3 separate regions of the Homo sapiens genome follow, and all the other regions are linked to region 1. Evidence: chromatin loops called from intact Hi-C (ENCODE). Cell type or tissue: dorsolateral prefrontal cortex. All regions are shown on one strand. Region 1 has its middle 150 kb from the start of ZMIZ1-AS1. Region 2 overlaps ZMIZ1-AS1 (ZMIZ1 antisense RNA 1). Region 3 overlaps ZMIZ1-AS1 (ZMIZ1 antisense RNA 1).

The links. Hi-C counts contacts between places; a loop is a spot of excess contacts. Peaks named below come from ENCODE experiments on the same cell type or tissue, not always from the same donor. Only the 100,000 strongest peaks of a DNase experiment are listed, where the experiment ranks them.
Region 2: it touches region 1 in a loop (12-fold over the local background); 10 of 110 quality-filtered maps call a loop at or near these places.
Region 3: it touches region 1 in a loop (5-fold over the local background); 10 of 110 quality-filtered maps call a loop at or near these places.

The regions. Positions count from the first base shown.
Region 1 is chr10:78,910,037-78,918,036 of GRCh38, reverse strand. No RefSeq gene overlaps it. Among named protein-coding and RNA genes, the nearest start is that of ZMIZ1-AS1, 150 kb to the left of the region's middle. RefSeq lists enhancers at 1,100-1,599, 1,600-2,101, 3,734-4,254, 4,255-4,774, 6,519-7,023 and 1 more. In dorsolateral prefrontal cortex, a CTCF peak has its summit at 4,136; DNase peaks (open chromatin) are centred at 1,576, 3,336, 4,116 and 4,964; H3K4me3 peaks cover 729 bases; H3K27ac peaks cover 2,438 bases.
Region 2 is chr10:78,971,220-78,979,219 of GRCh38, reverse strand. The region is part of intron 5 of ZMIZ1-AS1 (ZMIZ1 antisense RNA 1); the gene reads left to right. Among named protein-coding and RNA genes, the nearest start is that of ZMIZ1-AS1, 92 kb to the left of the region's middle. RefSeq lists enhancers at 4,525-4,574, 6,129-7,060 and silencers at 4,956-5,445, 5,616-5,685, 5,726-5,845. In dorsolateral prefrontal cortex, CTCF peaks have their summits at 4,282 and 5,127; DNase peaks (open chromatin) are centred at 4,959, 5,459, 5,899, 6,379 and 1 weaker place; H3K4me3 peaks cover 2,218 bases; H3K27ac peaks cover 4,142 bases.
Region 3 is chr10:78,961,956-78,969,955 of GRCh38, reverse strand. It overlaps ZMIZ1-AS1 (ZMIZ1 antisense RNA 1), which reads left to right. Exons shown (of 10, transcript NR_024431.2): 6 at 7,070-7,132; 7 at 7,907-8,000. Among named protein-coding and RNA genes, the nearest start is that of ZMIZ1-AS1, 100 kb to the left of the region's middle. RefSeq lists enhancers at 1,619-2,402, 2,409-2,908, 4,667-5,227. In dorsolateral prefrontal cortex, no CTCF peak of the experiment used is centred here; a DNase peak (open chromatin) is centred at 4,735.

The DNA.
Region 1 (8,000 bases):
CTCACTATATACCTCTTTGTGCCTTTTGGATTTTGAATATTGTGAATGTTCTGCCTATTCAAAAAAAATTTCATTAACGTTTCAAAAAGGAGAGAATCAAAGGCAAAGCCTTCCTTGGCTCTTTTAGCTGGGGCCAGAGGCTGGGAACTAAGCAGATGAGGAATGGGGGAAGGGCTTACAGGGCGGGAGGGTAAGCACCTGCAGGGATGGTGCCCAGAGGAAAGCATCGACCCCGTGACTGGGTGTAGTTGGAGCACAGTTTGGGGGAGCCTTGGTAAGAATGTAGTTGGTGAGAAATACAGGGGAAGTATCGTGTTAAAGAGTTTGGATTTCATTGCAATGAGAGGCCATTGGGATTTTAAGTAGGGACTGGACATGGTCAGGCTACATTTAAGGAAGAACTCCTGGAAGCAGTGTGGGGAGTGGTTTGGGAACTATGAATGTGCTTGATTTTCCACCTTGCCTTTACTGACATTTGCTCATTTCATCTTCAATAATTCTAATAGGTAGGTAAAAGTTATTACATAGGGGGAAACTGAGGCTCAGAAAAGTTATGTAATGGTTGAAGCTCTCAAAGTTTGGATATCAGGATTTCAACTCAGGTCTGCTTGTCTCCTGAGCCTGAGCTCTGAATATAGCCCTGTGATGTGGGGCCTTTTAGTCACACTGCCCTATATGTGCTTACAGGTCTGTGAGAATTGTGAATCCAGTGGCCAAGTGTTGTGTCCCTTTAACTTCAAGTATATGGCCAATTAGGACAATGGATGCAACCATAAAATTTGATTATATCAGCCAGCTCCCACCAACTCACTGCAAACCTCTGCCTGCTCCTTCACCAAGAGAGCTGGGGTCACTGCATACATCTCCGAAATTTATTCATTGGAATAGAAGCAGCAAACTTCCTTATGACCTGTTTTCCTCTTCTAAGCACATATCAGAGATCACTGGCAGACTTCTAACGGCTGTAGCAGGAAGAGTTAGCAGGAGGTTTCCTCTTGCTGGGGTCCAGGGGTGATACATTTGGCTCCAATTACATCCAGCCTTCTCAATTTCCTGGTCATTTGGTTTGCATTTTCCTGTCATTTCTTCACGTGCATTTTTCTATGACTCCCATTTTATAACTGTGAAAACTGAGAGTTGCACAGGCAGCAATTCACCAAAGGCCACCTGGTTTGTCAATGGTAGAATCAGGTGTTAAACCCTAGCTAGGACTCCATGTCTTTCTTCCACAGCATACTTCCTTTTCTCACCATGAGTATGGGTTTATTTGATTTTTCATGAAAAAATCCATACAGGGCTTATGATTTCTGGGTTCTTCTTGTTACGTTGCTGATGTTTTCACTGTTTGTGTCCAGGTGTCAGACCTATCAGACGCAGGGCCTTGGGGCTTCACAGGAGCCTCCTGGAGGGTGGGTCCTGGTAGCCAAGGCAGGATAATGGTCAGCTCAGGAACAAGGCCCTGCTGGTGCCTCTGTTGTGAAGGGTATCCTTCAGCTAGTTTAATTAAGAGCTGGGGGTGGGGTGCGCCAAAGAGAAGAAGGGTGCATTGTGTGGCAGGGAGCTGATGAGGTCAGCAGAGGGGGGTTGGGAGGGCCCGGGAACCAGAGGATGCTCTATCTACCTCTGGGGGTGGCCCACACTCCCAGCGCCAGCAGGTCCCCGCAGACAGGCTATGGCAGGATTGACTTCTAGGTCAGCTGCCTCCGCAAATGCTGTGACTCTCGCTGGCTAAGAATGGAATGGATTGGAATGGAATGGAATGGAAGGTCTTGAGGCTCCCTCTAAGCTCCCTCGGGCTCCTCCTAACTTTTCCCAGAGCCTGTCACCAGGGGTCACAGCTCAGTTCAACCACTCATTCACCCTGTGACCTTGGGTAACTCACATGTTTTCTGAGTCTTATTTTTTTTCACATGCAAAGTAGGAGTAAATAATGCTTATGTTTCCTGCTTCCAAAGTGCTTTGGGGAGGACCAACTGGATAAGGGGGTGAGATGCAGTTTGGAAACTGTAAAGCACTGTACAAGTGCATGCATTGACACTGCTCAAAACATAGCCATCCCTGCCCTGAATAAATCCCACCCTGAACACCATGGCTTTGCCCCGAACATCTTCTACCTCCCTTTTCCTTATGGTAATAGTAGGGTCATTTCGATGTGTTTAAAACTTCTTTAACTGAAAATACCTTATTTTTTTAAATTCCGAAAGTAACACAGGTTCATTATAAAACATTCAGGAAATACTTTGTTTTTTGAAAAATAATAGATATTTCTACCTTTGAGATTGTCACCCTGTGATTTTGGGAACACCAATTCACTTCTCTGGGTTTGATTTCCCCACCACTAGATTGAGGCTGACAAATGTGTAATGGAAGTCACTGCCTCCATTGCATCCAGCAGGCATCATTGGAGGACCATGACATTTTTTCCCAATGTGCCGGGATGTGACTCCAGAACCCTGCTCAACACAGCCTGCAGGCAGCCACTGGTGATCTATCAGAGTGGCTGGGAGAAGAGAGCTCTTGTGCACTGATGAGGGGGTGAGCGCTGATGTTTTCTGATTGCTTGGGTGAGAGGAGCCCAGGGTTCCAGGTTCCGGTGAAGAGCTTGGAGAGTCCCTCAACCTGTCCCATTACAGTAGGGAGTTTCCTCTTATCCGATTCAGGCATCACAAGCATTGTGTGGTGGATAATGGCCTCCCCTGGGGAGTTCCCTGAAAATTTTCAAGAAATTAAAAAAAAAATCTTGCAAAGTCAATGGAATGCAAGCAAGCGACTTAATAAATTCACACCCACACAAATGCTTGTGCTTCTTCATCTCAGCATGAAACTGGGTGGGGTGGAATATTTTTGAGGCTCTCACTTCCAAAGAGAGTCCGGTGTGGGGAAGGGAACAGATACCACTGAGAACCACTTTAAGGAGCTGTATTTCCCACATCCGTGGAATGCAAATTATCACAACCAACCATTTCACAGATGAGGAACCTGAGAGCTGGAGAACAGAAGTCAGTTGTCTGAGGTCATCTGGTTTGTAAGTGATAGAGCAAGGACCTGAACCCAGCTTCGGAGGGCCTTGCTTTTCCAGTGAACCCACACAACCTGCCAAGCAAAAGTCCCTACAATTTGGAATAGTTCTGTGAGGTAAAGGGTGTTTCCTTGTCTTCGGTGTTGGAAAAAAATGTAATCTCAGTATTATCACCCAGTGCCACCTCCGTGTGCCCATCCCTGAGGTGGACGTCAGACCTTCCCTCTTTGATGTACTCTCAGCTGTTGAGGTAGGAGCCAGGAAGGGCAGGAAGCCAGGAAGCTGGATTCTGGTCCAGCTAGGAGGAGCTGCTGCCCTCTGGACTTGAGTTCCTTCGTGAAGCAGCAAGGGAACACATTGGCAGCCCGGGCATGGTGGCTGAGTATGGTTTCTGGAACCAGACTGCCTGGGTTCAGTCTCCGGCTTTGCCTCATGTTAGCTGTGCAACCTTTGACCTCTCTGTGCCTCTGTTTCCTCATCTGTTAAATGAGAACACAGATACACCCTACTTCACAGGGTTGCTGTGAGGATTGAATGAGTTCATCCACAGGGAGCAACTAGAGCGGCATTGGTCTTTTGTGAGCACGCAGTACTCACTATGTACCCTGAGAAAGGAGCCAGAATCCTAGGGCTTGGAGCCATGCAAAGAGAAGTGGGGAGCGACTTGGCAAGGCGCTTGCAAGGCCCTTGCAGATTTCGCTGTGGCATACCCAGCTGGGGTAACCCCTTTAGTCTGGGGTAACCCCTTTAGTCTGGGGCTCTCTTCAGAGAAGCCGCAGAGTTTCATTCTAATATTTTGGCCCAAGTTCAACAACAAAAGCTCCTCTTCCAGGAAGCCCTCCTGGATGGGTGGACCAGTCTGCTCACTCCCTGCTACGGCTCCCAGCCCCCGCTGCTGATGCCACCCTTTGGCCTCAGACAAAGCGGGCACCAGCAGCGGCAGCAGCCGGGCCGGCTCGGTGGCTTTCATGAAGCTTGAGCTCCCGGGAGTCCAGGCTGGGCTGGTCTGCTTTGAATGCTATTTGCATTGCAATAGGCGAGCCTGGCCTTCAATACAGGCCCCTTCTCTTTTGACAGAACAGTCTCACAATCGCCTATTGACCGGGCACCTGTTCCTGCCCCAGACATTATGCAAATGCCGGCCAGGAGCGAAGCCGCCAGCCCCCCGGGCCATTGTGCATTGAACCCTGATGGCGCCCTGCCAACTCCCAGCCGGCCTTTGTTCCCTGGTTGCACTGCGCCACCCCCACCACTGCCTCCCGCCCGCCCGAGGTGCCCCGCCGAGGAGCTGCCCGCTGACAGCTACTTGGGTCCTTGCACCTGAAGAAAGGCCCTGTGGGCTGGAGGCTGAGCCCATGCTGAGGTTGGGCTTGGGCCTCCCAGGAGGCAGCTGGGCCCTTCATGTCCCCGGGGACCGCTGAGAGGGGCCTGGCAGGCGGAGGAGGGGGCAACCCGGACCATGCCATCTGGGGGAGGGGAGATTATAATAATCACTCTCACACATCTGCTGAGGGCCTTCCAGCCTGCAAAACCCTCTCGTGGCCGTTCTCCCTGCGAGGCACACCTGCCTCTCGAGGAGGTGGGCTGGGCATGGAGATTGTGTGCCTTTCACACAGGAGGGGACTTCGGTGCCCTGGGAAGGAGCTGGCTGATGTGGGGAAGAGAGTCAGGGCAGGGTGGGGGCTCACACCTGGGGCTGCCGGTGTCTCCGTCTCCCAGCCTTTGGACACTGTCCCTCCTAGTGGCTGTGACTCCTCTGAGCCACCATTGAATGCCCTGCACAGCATGGCTCCAGCCCTCTTCTCGTCCTAGTTTCTTCATCCTCCTCCTACTCTTGGCTTCACCGTCATTCAGACCAGATGGGGTTTCAAGGTGTGGTCCCAGGACCAGCAGCATCAGCATCACCCAGCACCATTTGGGGATGCCTGTCCCTGGGCCCCAGCACAGACCTGTTGAATCAGGAGCATGGGGTGGGCCCAGCTCTTTGAGCTTGGATGCACCTCCAGGTGTTCTGATGTGTGAGCAAGTGTGAGTATCCCCGACCTGGACCCTCTTCTCCATGCAAGCCTTGGTTGATGCGGTCACCCCCTACCCCTCTGCTTGCTTCTCTTCTCCTGACCACCCTTCCCACCCTCCTTCGGCTGGGCTTGTGAACATGACTGAGCCCCTGGCTGGTCCCAGGCTTAGGGCACTCCCATGAATGAGGCACATTTTGAAGAAACTCAGTCTAGTGAGGGCACAGCCAGCGCTGCCATTCTGTTCTTTCAAAGCAGAGGCTGCTGCTTTGATAGAGGGAAGTGAGGAGCGGGAGCAGGGGTGGATAGTGCACAGAGAAGGGGCACCCCACAGCCTGGGGGAATCCAGGGAGAATTCCTGGGAGAGATGGTGCCGTCACTGTACCTTCAAGGAGGAGTACGAGTATACATTAATGAATAACTCAAATAATTTTCAAATAAAAGACTATATATAGTGTGCAGCAACTGTGGGCCCAAGACCTCAGGGGAGGCCCCTGCTATGTGTGTGTGCTGCAGGTAAGTCCAGCTGCAGCGGTGGAGGAGAAAGGAGGAGAAAAAGTGATGCTGAGGCCACTAGCATGGCCCGGATGTCTTTTCACAATTTGCATGTGCTCCCATTCCAAGTGATTCAATGGAGAATCCCTGGCTACTGAGCATCCAGAAGGAGTTCCATCCTCCAAGAAGCAGGATGGGTGGGGGCTGCCATGACATCCTGGAGGTGGGGTCCCAGCATGTGAAGCCTGCTCCCGCAGGGGCACGTTTCAAACATCCTCAACAATGGAGCATTCCCACTGCTGTGGCCCCCAACCCACAGCTGTAACAACAGATGTCTTCTGCAGGGTGGTCCCCTTGGTCCCCAACTCACCCTTTACCCAGGTTGGCCACCTCTGCTCCGTATCCTTGCTCCAAAGGAGCCACCAGGTTAGGGCATAAGAGCAGGAGCTGAGCAGAGGACCAGCATGACCCTGGACACCGTCCAACATGCCCCTGCCAGCCCTTTGGCCTTGACAATCTTTCACCCGATGCCAAAGTGCTTTAAAGAGTTTGGCCCAAAGCAGGGAAATCTGATCTCATGAGAGGCCGGGGCAAGGTTTTCAGAGCCAAGTGTTGGGCTGGTCTCACGATTTGTCTTCCTCAAGTGCCGTCAGAGTGCTCCTTGCCCAAAAGACAAATCTAGAAGAAAAGTAAATAAAGTCAGCCTCCCTCAAACCACATTCTTTAGTGTGGCATTGAAGGCCCTTTAGGATCTGGCCCCAGTGCCTCTCCAGCATGCCCTGCCCTGGCCTCACCACTTTCTCATTCTGCCACACCTCCCAGGCTCTGACCCACTGGTTTCTGTCCCTGTGGAACGAAGCAGGGGCGTCATTTCCACACTCCATTCCTCTGGGTCCACTGGATTAACTTCTACTCAGGCTTGCAGACACCCCCCAGATGTCTCCTCCATTATGAAGACTTCCTAATCTATTCTATTTAAGAAAAATTTAAGCAGCACCTACCAGGCCCCAATATACTGGGCTTTGGGATGTGCTGCTGAGAGAGAAAGTGCCCTCTCTCAAGGAATCCCCAGTCTAGGGAGGAAAGAGGCCAGTGTATGAGGAGGCCTAAATGAGGGTTTAGGTGGGCATGAAGAAGGAGGGATAAAGAGAATTTAGGAAAATGGGTGGACCCCAATTAGAGGCCAGTTCAGTGAGGAGTGGTTTAAGACAAGGGGGAAGCCAAGTTTCTGGATGTGTGGGTGGTAGAGTCACCACTGAGGTGGAGAAGGTAGAGAGACAGGTTGGGATCAGATGGTAAGAGGATGAGCCAGGCTGGAGGTGCCCATGCACCAGTGGAAGGAGATGCCCACTAGGAGTGAGAGGACAGGTCTGGCATTCAGGAAGGGTGTGGGCTGGCATTGACTGCCCGGCACTAAGGCCTTGAGGTGGCAGTGGGGACTTGGGCGGGCCTTCCTGACCCCCGGGCAGGACTCACAGGCAATGTCTGCTCACCCTTTGTGCTCCCCATGTTGCATCGTCTCTGTCCTCACGGCACTGGTCACACCGTGTCATGCTCTGCCTGCCCCACTGGCATCAGGAGCCCCGGGGGAGCAGGGCTGCAAAGCCATGGTCTCTCAATGACTGGGGTCTAGTGGCTTGAGGATGCCTTGGTTCCTTTGCAGGCTCATCTTGCTTGACTCACATCTCTGCCTGTACCTTTGAGGAAATCTTTAAGAATGGCATCTAGAAAGAAAGGGACCTCTAATAAGACACATGCTGCCAGTGCCATGGTCCCCCAGCAAATCGACAGCATGCTGGGACCAGAACTGCACCGAGTGGAAGGCCATGCCATCCCCATCTCACAGAGGAGGAAACTGAGGCTCAGGAAGAAGCAGTGATGTGAGGGCACCCATGGCACTTTAAAAGGATGAAAGAAAAAGATCTAATTTTGCAAAGGGGAAATGTGATCCCAGAGTGGGGAAGCAACTCTCCCAGGTGGGCACACTGGATGAGTGGTGGAGCTAGACAGGTGACTGTGTCCTACCTCCTGTTTCACTGCCCTCCAATGCCCTGTTCTTTCTTCTTGGAGTGGTCACATCCATCCCTGGCACATGTGGGCCTTCAGGAGAAAGAGCCCACTCAGGCCTTGGCAGATGCCAGGCCCAGACACCACACTCTGCTCAAGCACCCAGTAGAATTTTCCAGTCTCTACTTGGCATTTCACAACCATTGACTAGGGATCTGTTGTATTCCCCAAGCACGGGCTGAGAATCCACTAGGTGCCAGGCACGGATGCACTTTGGTGCAAATTATCTCATGAAGCTTCCCAGTAACTTTCCAAGGCAAAAAAGCCTCCTCGCCCTTTACCAGATGTGGAAACTGAGGCTTGGATTGGTAAGCTCTAGGCTCACCCCTATTCATGGCAGGGGTGGAAGCAGGGTTTGAACCAGGGGTTTGATGTCCACTTTATTTCTCTGCCACTGAGCACAG
Region 2 (8,000 bases), 61 kb before region 1:
ACCATGCCTGGGTAATTTTTGTATTTTTAGTAGAGATGGGGTTTCACCATGTTGGCCAGGCTTGTCTTGAACTCCTGATCTCAGGTGATCTACCCAGCTCAGCCTCCCAGAGTGCTGGGATTACAATCGTGAGCCACTGTGCCCGGCCAATACTTTCAAGATTTCCTAAGTATGGAAGGAGGAGCCACCCTTAGGCTCCGCTTGGAGCACGGCTGGAGAGGATAGCTGGGCATGAGCTGGGTATCCACTGAGTGCCAGGCATCTTTCTTACCTCCACCTATTTCTCCTGAGCACCTAGTCAGTTCTGGGTGTTGAGGGTATGGATATCAAAACAGAATCCTACACTTTATGGAGAAGACACCCATCTCGACAAGCACTGTTTTTTTTTTTTTTTTTTGAGATGGAGTTTCGCTCTTGTTTCCCAGGCTGGAGTGCAGTGGCAGGATCTCGGCTCACTGCAACCTCCACCTCCTGGGTTCAAGCAATTCTCCTGCCTCAGCCTCCTGAGTAGCTGGGATTACAGGCTAATTTTTTGTATTTTTAGTAGAGATGCGGTTTCACCATGTTGGCCAGGCTGGTCTTGAATTCCTGACCTCAGGTGATCCACCTGCCTCAGCCTCCCAAAGTGCTGGGATTACAGGCGTGAGCCACCGCACTGGCCTAAACAAGTACTTTGAACAGAATGATCTTATCCCCTAGCACAGCATCAGCCTCAGGTGGGAGGAGGGGTAGTCAGTGGAGGCTTTCTGGAAGAGGAGGCGCCTGAGATCAGTCTTGAAAGACGAGAGAATTAAGCAGACTGAAAATGGGGCAGAGTGCTGTCAGCAGATGAAACAGCGTGAACAAAACCAGGGAGGCATGAAGCTGTGTGAAGTGATTATTGCCTTGTGCTGTGATAACACACACCCCAGCCCAGGGTGGAGGGAGAGGATTCTGGAGGCTCAGTGGGGCACTGGGTCTGCCGGTGGGCCACCCTTAGCAGTTTGATTTCATCTTACAGGTTCTAAAGCTGGAGAGCGGCTTGTTTGGATTTGCATTTTAAGTGGTGACCCTGGCAGCAGTGTGGCAGCTGACTCAGTGAGCAGAGGCATGAGGCAGGGGAGGCTGTTGCAATAACCCAGACAGGAGATGATGAGGGCTTGACCTTGGGCTGTGGTAGCGGGACAGGGAGAGGGACGGGTTGAGAAACATTTAGGAGGTCAAGTTGTTGGGACCCAGAGACTGATGGGATGTGTGTGGGATGAGAGGGAGGAGTCAAGGTGGCCTTGTCCTGGGGCTGAGCAGTGGTGCAACCCAGCCCTGAGGAATTCCGGGAGTGGAGCCGACTTGGAAACTCAAGGCCAATCTCAGGTTGAGACATGGTGAGTCTGAGGTGCCTATGAGGTGTTAAGGTGGCCACAGAACCCCAGGAGGCAGCTGGAAACCCAGGGTCTGGAGGGCAGGAGAGGCTGAGCCAGACGTGTACGTCTGGAAAGGATAAGCCCACAGCAGTGGGGGAACCACAGGGGTGGTGAGACGGTCCAGGAAGACCCACAGAGGGAAGAAGGGATCTCTCCCTGCCATCCTTGGCCTCTAGTGAGTGGGTGGAGGAAGGGGCACCCGCAGGAGAGGAGGGATGGTCAGAGAGGTAGGAGGCTAGCAGAAATGGTGATGTCACGTGGTCCCGGGGAGGACACAGCTGTTAAGTGTGAGGATGTGGGGGACTGCACTGAATGCAGTAAAGTATCCCACAAGAAGAGGACAGCAAGTGGCCTGCCAGGGAGAGGCAGAGATTAGGGAAGATCTCCTTAGGATGGGAGAGATGTGAGCACATGCAGAGGCCTGGTGAGAGCAGGAAGTCTTGGTAGAGAGGGACATGCTGTAGGCCAGGGAGAGATGGGCGAGGTTCCAGAGCGGGCCTGCCCAGCACCTCACTGCAAGGGTGGGCTGGCAGGCTGAAGAGAGACCTTCCTTACCCTCTGATTCTGGACAGAGGATACTCAGGATGGGTGTGGGGCTGTGTTTGGAGGCAGGGCAGGGGCAGCAGGTCCCACCAAAGGGCCTTCATATTTTGACGAAGCCAAGTGTCTCTGGGAATTGAGGTTGGCAGAGGGAGAAGGGTGAAGGTCAGTGAGACAAAGAACCCATGAGGGAAATGGGAGGCCGGCAAGCAGGCAGAGGACTTTGGGTTCATGTCCACGGTGCAGTTGAGACTGGAGACCTCATGTTGACACTGGCGCCAAATCTTCATGCTGTGGGCCCTTGCCAGCCTAAGCTTGCCGTGTAAAGAGTGTGGTTGGGTTGGCCCCTGTTAAGTCTGGCTGGGCGGATGAAGGGAAGGATGGGGGTACTAAGAAATCAGGGGTGCTGGTGAGAGGGTCATTCTGATGACCAAACCATTGGAGCAGTTGGAGAATGTGGTCAGAGGGAAAGAAGAGATGTTGGGGTTAAGATGGAAGAGGAAAAGCAGTTTCGAGTGGTGGCCTGGGATTGGGGGCTGGACTTGAGTAGGCTAGAGGGTCCCTGGAGAAGGGTGCTGGAGGTCCGGGGAGTCCAGGTATTGGATGGGTCACCCACATGGATGCTGAAGGCCATCAGCTGCTGGCAGACCTTGGACAGGGAAGGAGAGGCAGCGACCTGAGGCTGGGTAGTTCAGGAGCAAAAGATGCTGGCTAGGAAGGTGGGATCCAAGAGGTTGGGAGAGAGGGGAAAGTAGTAGAATCAGGAGGCATGAACCCTAAATGAGAAAAAAAAATCCCATTCTAGGGCAGGGTGCAGTGGCTCATGTCTGTAAACTCAGCACTTTGGGAGGCTGAGGTGGGCAGATCACTTGAGCCTAGGAGTTCGAGACCAGCCTGGGCAACATGGCAAGACCCTGTCTCTCAAAAAAAAAAAAAAAAAGAAAGGGTCTGATGGCCTCACAGTCTGGAAACACCCCTAGGGATGTGAAAGGGATGTGGGGATCTTGGGAACCACACAAGGGAGTGAGATGTAGGAACAGAAACAGCCGCCCCAGAGAGGATAGAGGAGATGGGTCACCAGCGGCAAAGCCTCCATCACAAGGCTGAGGACAGAGGGGGTGCTCTTAAAGGAAGTGGGGTCCCAGAAGGGCCAGTGGGGAGGTCTGGGAAGGAAGGTCGGTGAGGCAAAGCGCAGTGACAAGGGATATGACTAAAGGAGGGTGCACTGTGAGCTGTCAGCAAGGAAGCAGGGGTGGGTGGCATGGGGCAGGGTTTCCAAGAGGCAGGGGTCTGTAGGATGAGTGGGAGTTTCTCTGGTGAATACAGGAGGCAACGGGCAGGGAAGAGTGGTCAACAAGCGGGAATTCATTCGTTCCGCAGACACTCACTGGGGCTTCCTATGCTTGGGATGCATCAGTGAACAAAGTGGCAATCCTCACTCTTGTGGGTCTTACACTCTAGCTGGAGGAGGTGGGGGACAGAAAACATCACAAATACGGTCAGAGGTGAATTGTAGAGTGTGTTAGAGGGCCATGAGGCTGTGGCCAAAAGAACAAGCTGAACGGAGCCAAATGGAGTTGTGCAGGTGGAGGGGGCAGGGGCTGGGGGAGCCACTTTGAAGTCGCCGCATAGTGGTCAGGGCAGGCCCGCGTAAGGCTGGCACTCTGGGCCCATGTAGAGTTCCACCCAGTTTGACAGGAACGGCAGTGGGGCTGAGGATCTTGGGAGAGGTGCCTGTATGGTTACTCTGCTGGGTGGTACATGGGAAAATCTCAAGACAAGAATCTTCAGGTTGAGTGAGAAGGGATGGGAAAAGGAGGCAGAGAAAGCAGAAGAAAACCAATATCCACGGGCACCTGCCGAGGGCCAGGCATTGCCCTGGGGACGGCCTCTTGAATTGGTCTCTCCTAACCCTCAAGACAACCCTGTGAGTTAGGAAGGAATTGTTCTTATGGGTCCAGTTTATTTGAAAACAATAGCACCATCAACATGAGCTAATGCTTAGTGCTGTCCTGAACAGTTTGCCTGGATTTTCCTAATGCACCCTCCTGAGCTCCCATTGAGGCTGGTGTCACTGTCTCCACTTTCCAATAACAAGTCTGAGGAAGCTGGGAAGTGTCAGTGCAGTGGCCAAGCTCGTGGACCCCGCAGCCAGCCTGCTGGGTTGGCTTCCCTGCTCACCAGCTGTGTGGCTTTCGGCAATTCCTTAACCTTTCTGGGCTCAGCTTCCTAACCTGGAAAAGAGGAGAGTAAAAGCACCTGCTTTGCAGGGTCGTGGTGAGGATTAAATGAGGGAATATATGGAAAGCACGCAGAACAGGCCCCTGCACCTAGTGGGCGCTGTGCAAGGGTGCGCTGCTGCTATAGTACTATTCCTGCCCCAGCTCACTTAGGAGAAGGCTTTGACCTGGAGCCTGGTGGGACCGACCCTCGCCTCTTCCCGGCTGACACTTTGCTCTCTGTGGTTCTGGACTTGCAGAGCCAGGCTGGGGAGGAAGGAGCTGTGTGACTCCCACCGGGCCTGCTCCTTTGCGGCAGGCATGTGACATATTGTGGCGTGATGTGTTTTCCCCTCATGGTGCAAGACGTGACTCAGAGGGGCATGCTGGGGAAATGAGTTTCTTGGATTTGCCCACCTCATCGCCCCTGCATTCTTTTGAATTTCTCTGAATCAGACTTTATATCTGGCTCTGCCATTCACCAGCCTTATTTATGCAGAAAACAGCCCCACATTTCCAACTTGCTCCACAGCAGTAAAGATTCATCTTTGGCCCGGGGAGGGTAGCAAAAGAGAGGAGGGAAGGGGAAAAAAAGGAAAAAGAAAGAAAAAGGAAGGAAGAAAGAAAGAGCCAGCAACAATCAAAACAACCTTTTTCTCCCTGTGTAATCTGGGCGGCTTCCAGGAGGATAATGTCTTTCCACCGTGGATCGCCCCCTCCCTCCCAGGCTGTTTTCACAGGAAGTAAACCCTGGAGCATTTTCAATGTGCCCCTCCAGGCAGAACAATGAGGCCCTTGAAGCCTCGGAACCCGCGCTTCCTCCAGTTATCCGGAGCCGCGCCGCTGAGGGGAGCCATCTCTGGGGAGGGGGCAGGGGGGAGGGGCGAGTCTGCAGGGCGTTGCGGAGCCGCACGAGGGAAGCCCATTAGTCAAATAATAGGTTTGGATCCGACTGTTTTGCCAAGGTACCCGGCATTTACCCGCTCCCCGATTGGGGGCGGGGAGCTGGGAGGAGGCAGCGAGGATCCAATTACGGCTGCTACTGCCCGGTCGCCGGGAGGTGGCGGCGGGCGGGCCGGGCCGGGCTGGGCCGGGCGGGGCCGGGAGGAGCGGGGATCGGGGATCGGGGATCGGGGATCGGGAGCGCAAGCCTCGGGCCGGCCGGCCTGGAAACACCGCGCCCCGGCCCCAGCCCCGGCCCTGCGCCCCGCGCGGGCTCCTCCCTCCCCACCGGCTCAGCTGCCTCATTGTTTATTGTGGAGCCTGCCTCTCCCCTGCCCGCCCGCCCTCCCGCTCCTTTCTCCCCTCCTCCCGAAAGAAAGAAGAGCCAGTGTGTGGAGAGAATGAGTCATGAATAAACAAACAGCGTGGGGGGAGCTGTCACTCTCAGCTCACTTCCTGGCCGCGCTCCGCTCCGCGACCTCCTGGCGGGGCGCAGAAGCCAGGCTGGCCGAGGTGGGCGGCGGCTGCTGGGGCTGCTGGGGCGCGCGGCCCAGCTCAGTCGGGCCCCTCCGCGGGGCGGGACTGGGCTGGGCTAGGGTGCTCAGGACCCCAGTTCCCAGGCCTGTCTTTGACCACAGCCCTCACAAGCCTCAGGGCCCTTAGAGTAAGCGAGCGTGACATGATGTCCCCAGACTTGTATGGCCGTGTGAGCCGAGGGCTGTGGGCCGGACCCTTGGGTTGGACAGAAGCCATCTGTCACAGACAGGCAGTGCATGCGGGACCTGCGGCGGGCTTGCGGCGCCTGTGTGGGCTCATCCTCTGGGAATGCCAGTGTGTGTCTGCTGAGTTGTGTAGGCGTGGCTTTTTCCGCGTGACACAGGGACACTGCGAGGATGTGTATATATGGCATGTGTGTCTTCTGCATATGGTGTTTGTCTGGAGTGGGGGTTACACGTGTGCTAGTGACCCGTGTGTGTGTGTCTGTTTGTGTTGTGTGGCCAATTTTCCTGACTCTGAATTTGCGTCTGCCACTTTAAGTTTTGAGATTCTTACTTTGTACTTGGCTTTTCTCTATTTAGTCCTTTTTCTTCTCTCTTGTGTGATCCTGTGGGTCATTTGGGGCCACCTCTCCCCTTTAGTGAGGCCCCAGGGCCCCAGCAGACCTCCAGGGCCCGGCCTGGCTGGCCTCAGCGTCCAGCCAGCTGTGGCCACACGCAGGCTGACAGTGCTGACTCATGCCTGGCCAGAGCTGAGTGTGACCAGCGCGCCCAGGCTGGGTGAGCCCCCACCGTGGGGAGGGCAAGGGCCCAGGCCAGCCCAGACCTTCTGGGGACTTGTGACCGCATGACATTAGAGGCAGGGGCAGGAGTAAGTCATTTCTTCTGGCTTCCCTGGCAACCACACAGCCTCACAGGGGTCCACCCCAGGGCCAGTGCTGACGGCTGGGCCTTCGGAAAGGCTAGTGTGACCAAGGCAAGGCTGTGACTCAAGCTACAGCTCAGGCCCCTGCTGCTTGGCTGGGTCTAGAACCTTCCCAGCTCTGGCCCTGCTCCCTCTCTATGGGCTGGCCCAGCTGCCAAAGCTTCCCAGTTCCAGGTTGGAGATTTGCATGCAGGGACAGACCCCCCTGAGGCTGAAGCAGGGCACACATTTGCTCCTTCCCCAGGATTGCTCACTCCTGCAGCCCCCCCAGCCAGGGCTTGCTTGCTGGACTTGGTCCCCTGGCACTGGAATCGTAGCCTTGGTTGTGACCCTGATCAGGGAGGCAGGCTCCAGGGCCACAGCAGGCCAACCCTGGCCACTTCCCAGTCTTTCCCATCCTTCGGGGGGGCAGGTAGTTGGGAAGATTAGGATCTACATAGGCTGGGAGGCAGGTGCATGTGGGGTCACAGCCTGGCTCCTTCATCTGCTAGCTTTATGACCTGGGGAAAGTCACATAACCTCTTTGAACCCCTTTTTCCTCTACTTTAAAATGTGCATAGTGACCCTTACTCCATGGAGAGGTTGCAAAAGTTAAAGAGAGAATGCCTATGAGCCCTGAGTATATGTCATGGAATGTACTTGTCATGGAATAGGGGCTCAGGAAAGGACAGTGTACTCTCTGTCTACCCCCAGCCCTGCCTTGAACCCTGATCTCAAGGCCCAGAATTTTGCCTGTCCAAGCCTGTTGGTCCATGACCCAGGGAAGTGCTGGATCCTGTGGACCTTGGCTGGGATTTGAAAACTCAGAAGCAGTCCTACACGGTACATAGGGGTCTCTGAGTCCCAGGGAAGCATGGGGTCTGGGCTGTCCATTAGAGGTAAGCTGGTCTAGGAAGGACAGCTGTGACAGCATCTTTCTGGATCTTTCCTTGTGGGGAGAAGCCTCCACCCCTCAGGTCATACTCTGGCTGTACCTGGGCTGGTCTCCATTTGAGGACAATTTTTTTTTTTTGAGACAGAGTCTTGATGGAGTGCAGGGATGCAATCTCAGTTCACTGCAACCTTGACCTCCTGGGCTCAAGAGAACCTCCCACCTCAGCCTCCCAAGCAACTGGGACTATAGGCATGTGCCACAATGCCCAGCTAATTTTTCTTTTTTTTTTTTTTGTGGAGATGGGGTCTCACTATGTTGCCCAGGCTTGCAGACAAATTTTGTTTGGCCTACGTGAGATTAAAAAAAAAAAAACCATTATTTACAAATGAAGGCATTTCACATGAAAGTGTGAATTTTCAATTTCCCTCAAATAACTGGGGAGTTTGGCCACACTGGGCTCACGTTTTTATGCGGCAACTGTGGGCTGGAGCTGAGCAGCAGAGGCCCCTACAGGCCGGGTGTATGTTCTCCAGTTTACCACAGTCTCCACTGCTCCCTATTGCACTGGTTCTCAAACTTGAGCATATGGGAAAATCCCTTGGA
Region 3 (8,000 bases), 52 kb before region 1:
CTCTGCCTGCTGCCCTGTACCTCAGGGCCAGCCACACAGAGCCTCTGTTGTTACTCAGTGGGTTCGTGAGGCTCCACGTGTGTTTGAGAGGCCACGCCGCACCCTGGCAGTTTACTTTGTCTCCCTGGACCTCAGAACCTTTAGGGCCATTTTGCCCTACGCTCACGTAGAGATGGGAAACTCAATCCAGTGCTTCTGGTGTTCCCCACTTCCCAGTCAGTCAAAGGGCAGGACTTTTCCTTTCTCTTAACTTTCCTCTGAGCCCAGCCCAAGGCTGAGCACAGAGCAGGGCATGGGACTGGGAGCTGACACTTCTCACATTTGCATCTCCTAAAATGGCTAAAGAATCTTGGCTGGTTACAGCAAACCAGTGGCACATCCTTCCTGTACTGTGCTTAACATCATTCATCAATCATGACCCTTTCCCGTTGAGCCCCCATATAGCATCAGAATCCTTCTCAACACAGGAAACTGATGCCAACGAATTGGAGTTGACTTCTGGGATTAAATTTAATATCAGGTGGGCCTCATCTGGCTTACTGACTAAGTAGAGACCTGAGGCATGGACCCAGGGTGGGATTTCAGGCACCTGAGCTAGGCGTGGAGGTAGGAGCCAGACTGGCCTGTCAGCTAGAGAAAAAAGAGCTATGGGAGGTTGACAGGCAGTGGGCCAGGATGAATTCTGATCAGAGTGTCCCTATGAATGAGGAAGCAAAGGGTATGAGGCAGTGAGGCAGAAGTGAGGACCTAAGACGGAACTGGGATTGGGGTGGGAGGTGGGTCTGGCCAGGGATGCCTGAGGGCTGGCAACGGGCTTCTTCAGCTCTGCTGAGTAGGGACATGAGGGAGCAGAGCCTGCTGAGACCCACCCTCCTGCCCCACCCAGGCTGCAGTGCTATCCTCCGAAAAGGCTACAACAGCCCCCACCCTAAGTTGCAAGTGAAGATAGCTTAGGGCACTTTGGAGGGACTCTTTTCTAAGCAAAAGAAGCTTTTATGGAAATTAAATTATGGATATTTGTATTCCAGGAACATCAATATATTTAACAGAGCTGAGGCCATTAGGAGAATGCATAGAGATACCGATGGTCCCGAGTTCCCAGAGAACTGTCTGAATGTCTTGTAGCCCTGCTCTGCACAGAGGTCTGGCCAAGGAGTTGGCCTGGCTCCTAGGGCTCCAGACCTCAGGACTGAAAGTTAGCAAGGTGAAACAAACACAAGGGCTTCCCTGCCTCCCCTGGCCAGCTCCCAGGCCCTGGTATGCCTTCCCTCTGCTCCTGGCCCCATTACCCAGCTCTGGGATGGGGCAGGGTGTGGGTGCAGCTCTGCACACCGGCCTCTCCGTGAGGATGGCCTGCACATGTTGTCTGTTCGCTCACTTTCCCATCTGTGTCCCAGAGCTGAGTGAGCACACCCTCGTGGAGTGCCATCCAGGTCCTGGGTCTTCTATCTCACTCCCCTGGGCCTCAGTTTCTTCATCTGTTAAATGGGAATGTGAACCTCATGAGATGGGTAAGATTTTGAGGATTCAGTGGAACAGCTAGCACCCACAGCACTTCACACACTGAGCCAAAGGGAAGGTTACGTCTTCGTACTGTGCCCTTTGGGCTGTGTTGAGTCCTGGGTCTGGTCCACGATGGGCCTTGGGCAGTTCTGGAGCTAGGGCTTTGGTAGCCCCTGAGAATTAGGGACACTCCAGCTGCTGGGCAGGTCTCACTATTCCCCTACTGCCCCTGGTGCGCCCTGCTGCCATGCCTTTGCTTCTCTGAGCTCCATACTTGGAGCTCCCTTCCCTGCTCCATTTCACTTCATCCAAAGTCCTCGTGGTTCAGTGCCAGGGCCACTTCCCCTGGGAGGTGTTGTCTGGGGAGGCCTCTTGCTCTCCCCAGGCCCTCACTCCTTGCAGGATCCACAGTTCACATACTGGTGACTGGGAAGGCTGAGGCAACCACACTTTCCGCAGGCTGTAGGGGCAGGTGAGGGGCTGCGGCTCTGGGGCATGTCCTTGCTGGACAGGTGAGCAGCTCCAAAGCTGTTGGGGGAGATGCCTGTCCCTCACCCTGTCTGGGAGGGGTGTGGGATGCTCGCCACTGGGCAAGGGAACACATGTGGGAGTCCCCGCTCACTTTCCTGCATGTGGGCTGTGGGCAGGGATAGACCTGGCCTCTTCCCTCCATGACCTTTCCTCCTAAGCTTCAGCATCAGGTGCCAGGCTTTGAAGGCTGGAAATGCACAGCGCATGGTGCGGGGTCTGGATCTGCACCCCAACTGGATGGGTAGGGTCTGGGGTGATTTGGCCTCTTGGAGTTTCAATTTCCTCAGTTGTAAAATGGGATGCCTTATTCCATCTCTTAAGGTTATTATGAAAATTACAGGTGTCAACAAGACTGCTCTCTCCTGCCTCAGCTTCTGTCTGCCTAGAATGTTTTTCCCTTCCTGGTTGCCTAGATAGCTCTTATTCATTCTTCAGAAGATCTGGGATCAGTGTTACTTCCTCTAGGAAGTCCTCCTTGGTTCTGAGTTCCAGACAGGTTCCCACACTGGTAGAATCCTGGTCTCTTCTGTGTTTCTTATCTATATGTGAGTCTCTATTTAGAGATGGCGCCCCCCCTCCGCCTCAGTAGACTGTGAACTCCATGAGGGCAGGGGCTGTGTCTGCTTCATTCCCCATCATGTCCTTGTACCCGCCTAGGACCCAGAACTTCAAAGGCAACTGGGGAGTATTTGCTAAGTAAATAACAAATTTGAAGTGCCTCATGCCAAGTTAGGATCCCTAAAATAGCAGCTCTTATTAAATGTTGCCCCCAGAGGCCACGTAACCACTCCTCATTTCAGGCCGTCAGTGGGACGTTATATTGCCAGGAAGTTCGGCATCTGGCCTATGCCAGTCCACCTGCCCTGGGGAAGTGCCCACCCATGCTGCGCTTTGCTGTCCTCTCAGCCCCTGGTGCAGGGAGGGCAGGAGAAGAGCCAGGTGAGGTGTGCCTGAGGCCTGAGCCCCCAGTGCTGGTCTCTGTCTGAAGTTCAGCCCTCTGTGCTAGGCCTCCTGGGATCCCTCATGGGCAGGAGGGCAGATGGGAAGTCTGAATCTGAGCACAGCTGGCTAGCTTGCTCGCTGGATAGACAGGCCTTGGCTGCCCCTAAGACCACAGCTAACAGGGTGGTTCTGTGCTCACTGAGGTCACCGGGCTCAGCCCGGGATTCTGGGGTCATTGTCTGTACTTCTCAAGCTTCTGAATCCATTCTCAAGCTTCTGAATCTCCTTGGGCTTCTGAATCCACTTCTGACCACAGATGTGGTGCTCATGTCCCCTTATGAAGCCATCCAGGTCCTGGGTCTTCTATCTCACTCCCCTGGGCCTCCGTTTCTTCATCTGTTAAATGGGAATGTGAACCTCATGAGATGGGTGGGATTTTAAGGATTCAGTGGAACAACTAGCACCCACAGCACTTCACAGTACGTAAAAGCCTGTCCCATCTGTTTTCCTGACAGAATGCAGAGCTCCTTCCCTGGCGGAGCTGGAGACAGATGGGCACTGGGAAGGTGAGATACTCACACAAGAAAGTTCAGAGTGCTGTGGCGTGGGTGCAGCTCAGGCGGGGATGGGCAGCACTCATGTGGATGCGACGTATATGGGGTCCTTTGTGATACAGCCCAGTGGTGGTACCGCGGTCTAGGGTGGACAGACAACTGACAGCAAGTTCTGCTGAATTCTTGGGGGAGACAGTGTCTGGAGCAGTGGTCTCTGCAAGGCCACAGCTTACCTGGCCCTCTCAAATCAGTCACTAGTGTCTAGGGGGTCCCTGAGTGTCAAGAATAACCAGCCTTGGAAATCCTTTGCCCTGGGCCCTGTTCTACTCAGGGAAGGGCCTGCATGGCCTGAGGGCTGGACACACTCGAGAGGGGACACACCTGCTTGTCTGCTCACATGTTCACACATGTACACATGTGTGTACACATGTACATATATACTCTGGATTGACCCCCTCACTTGCATGGACCTGAGTGTCTCATGTCTTTTTCTATGTAGGACACATGGAAAAATGATTCCCAAGCAATTTCCAGGAAGAATATTCTATCTAGTTCCCTCTCACCTCCCACTACCTCCATTTTATAAACTGGGAAACTGAGGCCAGAGAGGGTAAGTGGTTTGCCCAGGGTCCCACAGCAGGAGCAGCAAGTGTGACACCAGGGTGTCCTAACCTGTGTCTGGGACGTCCCAGCCAGGTGACTTCTATCTTGCCAGGGAGTGTGTTACAGCGAGCTCTCCTCAGCTCAGCAACCCCGTTTTACAGATGGGCAAAACCGACCTGGCCATGATCTCATCCAAAGGGCACCCATGTCTCGATCACGCAGAGTCGAGACTCAGGCTCTGAGTGGGAGCCCTGGGCTATGGGTTTTGCCCCACATTGCTGGGAAGTTCCAGGGGTGTAGCTGCTGCCAGGAGAGCTCATTCAGATTGTAACTTACAAATGAAAAGGGAATTTAATAAACAGGGTTCCATGCAGGAGCCCGGGGCCAGCCTTTCCCTGCAGCCACCCACCTGCGGCTGCCTGCCCCAAGGGCCCTCCCCACCAGCTTGGGGCCCCTGTGGCCGGCCAGCAGCCCTGCCTGGGCCTCCTCCCCGCCCTGCCCCCAGTGCTGCTGACACAGGCTCCTTCCTGGCCTCTCACCTCCACAGCCCTCTCCCGCCCTCCCGCTGGCCGGCTGCAGTAACAAGATGCCCTTTGTGTGTGCTGGCAGGGGAGGGGGCTGCGGGCAGGCTCCTGCGTGGCTTCTTGCTGCTGAGTCACAGCTCCCTGCCAGGCTCTGGGAACAGAGTCGCAGGTGACTGGCCAGACGGCACAGAGCCCAAGATCTTGGAGATGACCTCAGACAACCCCTTCCTTGCACGGGAGGGGACGTCGAGTCTCAGAGAGGGGAAGGGGCTGCTGCATGCTTTTCTGGGGGCAAACATCAAGATTGGGCACCTCTTCCTGCAGGTTAAGGGCTCTCAGGCTGGTCCTGTTGTCATAGTAGAGTCCTACTTCTCTCCAGAACAGCCTGAGTGTGTCTGTGTGTCCACATGCATGTGCACACATGCTCACTCATGTCTGTGTTCACGTGTGAGCATCAGGGGTTCAACCGTGTGAGTGTGTCCTTGCGTGAGGCTGTGTGTAAGTGTGTTTGCCCTTCTAGGTCTCCCATGCCTTCTCCCAGAGACACACACGCCTGTTCTCAATGGCATATCTCCTTCCATCTGCTTCTTAGTGCTTACCTGAGCTTCTCCTTGCCCACTGCAGGAGGCACCAGCCCAGGCAAGTGAGTGCCTGTGATGGGCAGCTCATTACCTGACAAGTCACCCCCAGAAACCCAAGGTAGGGTGTCTCTCTGCCCCACTGCACTGTGCTGTGTGGGACTCACCAGCGGGGGCCCAGCCAGAAATGTGTGGTGCTTAGGAAGGTGGGCTCTGGAGACAGGCTGCCTGGGTTTGAATCCTGGCCCTGCCATTTCCTAGCTGTGTGACTTGGGCAAGTTTACTTTTCTTCTCAGAGCCTCTATTTTCTCATCTGTAAAGTGGGGATGATAATAATAGCCTTGCCTCAGGGATTGAGGTTGTACCTCTAAAGATCTTAAAATAGTGTGCAGGTCCTTAAGGAACATTAGCTATTATTATTACTGTTATAGTTGTTCTTGACCCCCAGGGAGCTCTTTGGAGATGCAAGGGGCTGAAGGGGTTGAAGTCTCTGGCAGCATGAGAGGCTCAATTCCCTTGGTCACTGACCAGCAGGCAGTGAAGGGGCGGGGGGCACTCTCCCAGGAAGGAGTCATCTGTTCTGGGCTGTGTCCCCCCCGAGTGGAGCCACCTTCAACAGTATTCCCCAGGAGAGGTCTGCACCATTGGAAGTGACCCCTGGCTCTGTGCATGCTGCCTTCCTAGGTCGCTCAGCTAGAGCAATGGCCAGGCCCTGGGAGGCAGGGCAGGGTGGCCAGACGGCCGGAGCTCCTGCTCCTCCCTCTCCGATGGGCCTTGGCGGGCGGCAGGCTTCCTGTTGCTGCTGCTATGATGCCCCACCTAATGCCGGGGATGGCCATCTGGGCCCAGGGGCTCGAAGAGGGGGCCTGCCGACCATCTGCCTGCTTGGCGTGGGCTGCTTCCGAAGGGCAGCAGGGCGCCTGCCCACAGTAGCTGGGGCAGGAGGAGGCCTCGGGGCTGGTTCTCTGGCCTGGGCAGCCTGTCAGGCTGCAAGCTGCTGCAAGGAGCCCAATCCCCAGAGCTTCCTGCCCTAATTTTCCCTGCATGTATGCACAGGAAGGCTGGCTGCGGTCCCTGCCGTGTGAGCTCAGGGAAGCCTCGCCCTCCCCAGCTGCAGTCTTTCCATCTGTACAGTGGGCAGGCTGGATCCAGTGCTCAGATTTCCATCCAGTCGGCGCTGCCTCTGGGCCTTGGGGCTGACTGGGGGTCCACTTTTTGGGGTGTGGGAGGGTTTCCCAAATGTGTCCTATCCTCCCAGCTCTGACCCTGGGGGCCAGCTCTCCAGCCAACCGTGGAATTACATGAGTCCCTAAATAACCAGCTGCAGGTTAGGTCCAGAGCAGGCGTTCTTGCTCAGCGACAGCCCAGCCCTGGTTCCTTGCATGGTGGTTGCAGGGTGACCAGACACTGCAGAACACCTCTCCAGAGAGGCGGAGACTGGCGAGGATGGAGGAGGCAGCTTCTCACTCACTCAGCAGTTTTCTGAGCATTGTCACTGTCTGACGCTGTGCCTGGTCCCGGGGACATGATGGTGACCCGCCCTTTACAGTGTGATACATTCTAGGGTGGGTGACCTAGCAGGGAGCCCAGCCTGGCCCAGGGGGCCTGAATTACCTCTGAGATGTGACGCCTGAGACCTGAAGGAGAAGTTGGAGTGAGCCGGGGTGTTTACTCTACATAATCGCCTACGAGATAGGTAGCTGCTATCCCTACTTGACGGATGAGGAAAAAGATTCTCAGATAAAACAATATAGAAGCGGCTTTCCTATGGTCACCCAGTAGGTAGCAGAGCTGGGATCTGAACCCTTCCTTGTCTGACTTCAAATTCCATCAGGCCCTGACATTCTCCAGCTTTCATGGTGTTCCTGCAATCCAAGTGCCGCTTATCTCTCTACAGGTGAGGTTAGGGGTTGGGAGGATGTCCTGAGCAGGGAGCACCAACTTCTCTGGCTGCAGGAGGGGAGGGAGGGGGTGGCCGGCTGCCCTGGGTGCCCTTTCTTTCCCTTCCATCCAGGGCTGGAAGAAAGCCATACTTCTGACTCCAGGAAGTGCTTTGGTGGAGCTGGACCGGCTTCTGAGCTGTCTGTGGCGTGAGGCTGGGATAAGTGTTTGGTCACCTGGGATGGGGAGCCACTGGCCTGAGGTGACACAGACAAAGGGGAGCCAGGAGAACCTGTCCTGGCTCACTGTGGAGCACCCCGACCCTGCTCCCCTGCAGCAGGCTCAGCTATAAGGCATTGCCAGCCTAGCCCCGCGGTTTCTTTTGCTGGGATAAATTCAGTGGAAGGAGCTGTGTAAAGGCACAGGCCCTGCCCCACAGAGAATCCTTGTCACTTACATGCTCCAAGAGGTCTCAGAACTAGGGGACTTCCTCCCCTCCCTCCTCCTTGTCTGGAGCTGGCATTAGGCCCCACATCTTCCAGACCCAAGAAGGGCATTTACTCCAGGAGATGGCTGGGCAGACCCTCAGTAGGTATTCCACGAAAGTGTTCATGGCTTAAACCCAACACTTGATTTCTCCCTGAGCCAGTCTCTGTGAATGTCCTCACCATCGTCCTGTGTCACTCCTGGCCTCCTGCTAACAACCAAATCTATTGACTCTCCAGATCCCCAATGTCTCCATGTCACACTACTTCCATTGCCACCATTCCTGTCTGTATCCTTGTCTTAGGTCCACCAGATGACCGGCTGGCCTCCTAATTGGGCTTCCTGCATTCCTGCCTGTGCTCGGAGCTCCCTTCTCCACTTGCCTGCTGGAGGAGGTT